Linked DNA regions of Homo sapiens: region 2 is linked to region 1. The links are chromatin loops, found by intact Hi-C in ENCODE. Cell type or tissue: HepG2. All regions are shown on one strand. Each heading gives the region's core, and the rest is flanking DNA. Links, peaks and the distances in the headings are about the cores only. Region 1 holds the start of DHX57 (DExH-box helicase 57). Region 2 has its middle 18 kb from the start of SOS1.

The links. A loop is a pair of places that touch in the nucleus more often than their neighbours do. Peaks named below come from ENCODE experiments on the same cell type or tissue, not always from the same donor. Only the 100,000 strongest peaks of a DNase experiment are listed, where the experiment ranks them.
Region 2: it touches region 1 in a loop (2.6-fold over the local background); 6 of 110 quality-filtered maps call a loop at or near these places.

What each region holds. Positions count from the first base shown.
Region 1 is chr2:38,874,396-38,877,307 of GRCh38, forward strand. It overlaps DHX57 (DExH-box helicase 57), which reads right to left and starts at 1,539. Exons shown (of 24, transcript NM_198963.3): 1 at 1,392-1,539. MORN2 (MORN repeat containing 2) reads left to right here and starts at 1,581. Exons shown (of 5, transcript NM_001145450.3): 1 at 1,581-1,715. The coding sequence starts at 1,658. RefSeq lists an enhancer at 748-1,732. In HepG2, for the core only: no CTCF peak of the experiment used is centred there; a DNase peak (open chromatin) is centred at 1,556; H3K4me3 peaks cover 2,373 bases.
Region 2 is chr2:39,137,100-39,140,011 of GRCh38, forward strand. No RefSeq gene overlaps it. Among named protein-coding and RNA genes, the nearest start is that of SOS1, 18 kb to the left of the region's middle. In HepG2, for the core only: no CTCF peak of the experiment used is centred there; DNase peaks (open chromatin) are centred at 1,272 and 2,012; H3K4me3 peaks cover 163 bases.

The sequences.
Region 1 (2,912 bases), core at 282-2,781:
ACTGTATTTTTTTTTTTTTTTTTTTTTTTTTTGAGACAGAGTCTCACTCTGTCGCCCAGGCTGGAGTGCACTGGCGCAGTCTCAGCTCACTGCAACCTCCACCTCCCGGGTTCACGCCATTCTCCTGCCTCAGCCTCCTGAGTAGCTGGGACTACAGGCACCCGCCACCATGCCCGGCTAATTTTTTGTATTTTTAGTAGAGACAGGGTTTCACCGTGTTAGCCAGGATGGTCTCGATCTCCTGACCTCGTGATCCGCCCGCCTCGGCCTCCCACAGTGCTGGGATTACAGGCGTGAGCCACCGCGCCCGACCTGAAATACTGTATTTTCAATCTGTGTTGGGTTGGGAAAAATCCACCTGTAAGTGGAGCCGGGTAGTTCATACCCATGTTGTTCAAACGTCAACTTTACTCACAAAAATGTAGAGTCATTAAAATCTTAACAGGCAAGAAAAATAACAGGTCAAACTGAATTCTGTAAGGTTGTGCACCAATAATTACCTATTATTTCTAAAATTTAGGGAAATGAAATAACAAATCAGTTAGATTAGAACTTCATCTCAAAAACCATGCAGCCCAGGTAAATTTGTGTACTGAGAAACATTAGGAAAAAGCAAGAGGATACTTACGCTGAATCAAAACAAGTTGTCTCACACCAACCCAGAAAATGTTACTTTTACAACTAGATCTGAGATATGCGCTTAACATTTTAAACGAAGATTTACTGACTGTAATGGTGTCCAATACCACTCTCCCAGAGTTTTCAAGGGAATAGGAATTAGGTTGTATAATCCACGTGGTTAGATTCCACTATCTATTCCATCTAGCCCGGGAAGACTCCAACTATCTTTCTTCACCATGGATACAGGGACCTAAGTTTGGCTGTAAGAGTATTCTTTGTTTGATAGCCAAGGCACTGAAAAGTGACTACACACTACTCTCCTCCCAGGCAGATCTCTGACTGATCACAATATATCCAGCTCCATCCAGATATCCAGATCTCGTATCCTTTTTCGAACTCACATCGTCCCCACCCTTCTCCCCAAAAAAGCCACACAGACGGAGTCAGAGAACGGAGCCTGATCCCTTCAATCAACCCCTTAGCCTGCTCCAAGACTGAATTTCACGCCCCGCCCCCCCCGGCCCCAACCTGCAGTTTGAGCGTGGACAACCTCAGCGGCAGAGCCCGCCTTGGTTCGGTATCAGGGCCTGGGATCCTGCTGGTCCAGATTCACCGGCCCCAGGCAGACTGGATGAAACACACTGGGCCGCGATGCTCGTCAGATCCCGACCACTCCTGGAGCAGGAGGCGGCAGACACACTGACAAACAGGGTGACGCGCACACCGTGCGCACAACGCGCATCACTTGTCCGCAGAAGTGGAAGACGTACCTGGCTCGCAGAGTTGGGTCCCGAGCCGGCTGTCGGGAGGTGCTGCCCAAGGGTCAGAGGTCCAAACTGGACTTGGCCACCCTCACGATTCTCACTTGGAGCAGCCCTGCGGTGGCCCAGCTGCAGCGGCACAGTCCCGGCGCCTTCTGATTGGCTCAGCTACAGCCCCTCGCGTATTCGCTTCCGGGTGAGAGGTGCCCGGTCGCCCCAGCAACCAAGTCGCACCTGGAGCTGTCCTAGCGCCTAGTTCTCTCCCGGCCGCAGAGCTGGCCGCCCAGGGGGAGTCGCAGAGTTTGGAAGATCTCTCTAACACCTCTCGGCCAAGTGAGTGTCCCTCCTCCTAACGACCCGGGCAGAGAAGAGCTCCTTTAAGTCGAACTAGCGTGGAGTCAGAACCTGCTTGGCTCCCGGTAACTCCTGTGGGGGTGTGATATATTTCCTGACCGTCTAGCCGAGGGGCACGGGGGAACCCCTGGTCTGGGAATCTAGCTCTGATTCTGTTGTTAATTCGCTGTTGAGACACCCGAGGCGCGTGCCAACCTCCCTGGGCCTCAGTTTCCGCTATGGTGCCGGGTGGTCTCTGTGAGGTTCCCTCTAGCTCTGACGTTCCCAAGTTTCGAATGTAGAACATTTTAGCGGCAATTGAAAACAGTCCAGTTTCTGATATGATTACGTTTAATGCTCTGCTTCATAGGCACTTAACGATTCCTTCCGAAGTGCCCTTCATTCACTAGACGTTCTGTTACTATTAGTACTAAACACGGAGTCGGACAGTGGGGTGAGAAGAGATTTGACTAATCTGCCATCCGTGTCCTGGAGGAACTGGGTGGGATAGGGGATCCCGATACAAAAGCATGGTTTTAATAGAACCTTAAGTACTACAGTAGGAATAGGCCCAGAGTGCCGTGGGGGTTCCTGAAGGAGTCTGAGGTTGACAAGTAATGAGAAGAAAGGCTTTGTGGGAGAGCTCATACCTGAGCTGGGGCTACAAGAATACAATAGCTAATATTTACAGAGTTTAGACACTGGGCTAAGTGCTTTAACTAGATTAGCTCATTTACTTGATTTGCCCCATCTAAGGATGAGGAAACTGAGGCATAAGATAATTATTTGTCCAAGGTCAGAGAAAATGGTGGAGTCTGGATGCAAAGGTAGGTAGTCCGATGCCAGAGCATGAACCCCTAACTACTACACTCTATTTTGCCAACTCTTGAGGATGAATAGCAGTTAACCAGGTAAAGAAGAGAAGGGTGTTCCACCCAGAGTACGGCATGGCATCTGTGGGAAACTACAAGCAGATCTGGTAATCTAGTTAGTTATCATTAGTTAAACACTTAGAAAGTAGCTCTGACGCCTGTAGTTCCAGCTACTTGGGAGGCTGAGGCAGGAGAATGGCGTGAACCCGGGAGGCGGAGGTTGCAGTGAGACGAGATCAAGCCACTGCACTCCAGCCTGGGCGACAGAGCGAGACTCCGTCTCAAAAATAAATAAATAAATAAATAAATTAAATTAAATTAAATT
Region 2 (2,912 bases), core at 198-2,697, 260 kb after region 1:
TTTTTAAAGTTATCTTAAAACATTTATCTTTCACATTATTTTAAAATCTATATTGCTAAGACAAGCGTCTTTCTTAGAAAAAGAAATCTCTGATGCAATGTTACAAAAATAATTTTCGCTGGAGATGGTGTCTCTCTATTGCTATTTTTTGATTTTGTAGCTGCAGCATGCAGTAATGTCTTCCAGCCTAATTTCTTCAGGCTTTGTTACCCTCTGCCATTATGGAAAACATTTAGTTCAAGACCCCCACCCCTTTTTTTTTTCTTTTTTTTTTTTTGAGATTGAGTCTTGCTCTGTTGCCCAGGCTGGAGTGCAAAGGCATAATCTCAGCTCACTGCAACCTCCGCCTACTAGGTTCAAGTGATTCTCATTGCCTCAGCCTCCCAAGTAGCTGGGATTACAGGCACGTGCCACCACGCCCAGCTTATTTGTTGTATTTTTAGTAGAGATGGGGTTTCCTCATGTTGACCAGGCTGGTCTTGAACTCCTGGCCTCAAGTGATCCACCTGCCCCAGCCTCCCAAAGTACTAAGATTACAGGCATGAGCCACCGCCCCCGGACCCTTATGATTTTCTCAATAACATTTTATTTCCTCTAGCTTACTTTATTTTAAGAATACAGTATATAAGACATATAAGGGCTGGGCAAGATGGCTCACGCCTGTAATCTCAGCACTTTGGGAAGCCGAGGTGGGCGGGTCACCTGAGGTCAGGAGTTCGAGACCAGCCTGGCCAACATGGAGTAACCCTGTCTCTACCAAAAATACAAAAATTAGCGGGGTGTGGTGGCACGCACCTGTAGTCCCAGCTACTTGGGAAGCTGAGGCAGGAGAATCATTTGAACCTGGGAGGAGGAGGTTGCAGTGAGCCGAGATTGTACCACTGCACTCCAGCCTGGGCAACAGAGCAAGACTCCATCTCAAAAAAAAAAAAGACATACAAGATACAAAACACATGTTAATAGACTTTATATTATCAGTAAGGCTCCTAGTCAGTAGGCTATTAGTAGTTAAGTTTTTCGAGAGTCAAAAGTTATACTCAGTGGCCAGTTGATACTGTATATATCTATGGTTTGTAAAAAGAAGAAAACAAAACTGAGACAAACTTTTGATGCTCCTTGCTTGGCGCTGAGGCTGTTGGGGAAGATGCCTTTTGGAGCGGCTGCGGCTCAGCGCATGCACTGTGAGCCTGGACCTGTTGACTTTGCAGCAGTCATACATTTAGCTTCAGATTGTCTTGTTTCTGTATATAGTGACACAGCATTCTGCTGCCATTCTTAGTTGTGTCCAACTTAGCGGTGTCTGTTGACATAAGAAGTGTTTGGAATTTTTTTTTTTTTTGAGACGGAGTTTCGCTCTTGTTGCCCAGGCTGGAGTGCAAAGGTGCAATCTCTGCTCACCACAACCTCCGCCTCCCGGGTTCAAGCAATTCTCCTGCCTCAGACTCCTGCATAGCTGGGATTGCAGGCATGCACCACCACGCCCGGCTAATTTTGTATTTTTAGTAGAGATGGGTTTCTCCATGTTGGTCAGGCTGGTCTCGAACTCCTGACCTCAGGTGATCTGCTGCCTCAGCCTCCCAAAGTGCTGGAATTACAGGTGTGAGCCACTGCACCCGGCCTTTTTTTTTTTTTTTTGTGATGGAATCTCGCTCTGTTGCCCAGGCTGGAGCGCACTCGCGCAATCTCGGCTCACTGCAATCTCCACCTCCCAGGTTTAAGCAATTCTCTGCCTCAGCCTCCCGAGTAGCTGGGATTATAGGTGACTGCCACCATGCCCAGGTAATTTTTGTGTTTTTAGTAGAGAGGAGGTTTCACCATATTGGCCAGGCTGGTCTGGTCTTGAACTCCTAACCTCGTGATCCACCTGCCTTGGCCTCCCACAGTGCTAGGATTACAGGCGTGAGCCACCGCGCCCAGCCTAAGTGTGATAGTTTTCAAAGTGTTTGTTAAACAAACTGTAGAACTCTTCATTGTCAGCAAAGTGAAGAGTCACTGCCATCAATGAAAGTTCAAGAACCTTCTGTACGTAAACTCGATTTGCACGTTCTGTTATTTTTGTTTTGTTTAGTTTAGAATGCTGGAATGTTTTTGAAGTTAAACAGTATTACATTAAAAGAAGAAGAAGAAAAAGAAGAACAGTTGTTTGTGTGAATATCCTGTTCTTCAATAACCCATCACCTGATTGTTTAGATAAGTGGTTCTCAAAGTGTTGTTCTGGAACTGGCATAATCTGGGAGTTTGATAGAAAAGCAAATTATTGGGTTCCACTTCAGACCTGCTGAATTAGAAACTCTGGGGTGGCATCCAGTAATCTCTGTTTTAACAAGCCTCTAGGTGATTCTGATGCACACTGACATTTGAGAACCACAGGTTTAGATAACTCTTGCTTTAATTAATTATAACACTGGGGTTGCAAAATGGTGAATTTCCAGTATTCATTGAATGTTTATTAGCTGCCATTCTTCTATATAGAAAAGCCTTCCTTTCTCTTTATCCCCCCTCTCCCCCATCACCACCCCCATCACTATGGATTCATAGACATTGGAAACTCAGTTGCTAATTCTTGAATGCCACCATTCTTTCTCATGTCCAGCTAGTTCTTCATTTATCTGATAGAATTCCCTTCAGGCTATTCCTGTGTTCTTTCCACCTGGCCCCAGAGTTTTTGAGAGCACCCTTGCATTATGATGCAAAAAGACTCAATGATTTGACTGTGTATTTGCTTGTATCTTGAGGGTAAAAACTAAGTCTGCTACTTAATATTTCCCTGAGGGGACTTGATATCTAAATAATGTTCTATATAATAAATGTTCTTGAGCAAGCGAAGTGTTTGAGCATTTTTTTGGAAAGGGCAAAAGGCTGTTCCAAATTACATTGAAGTCTCTGTGATTCTTAGACTAGGATGATGCAAG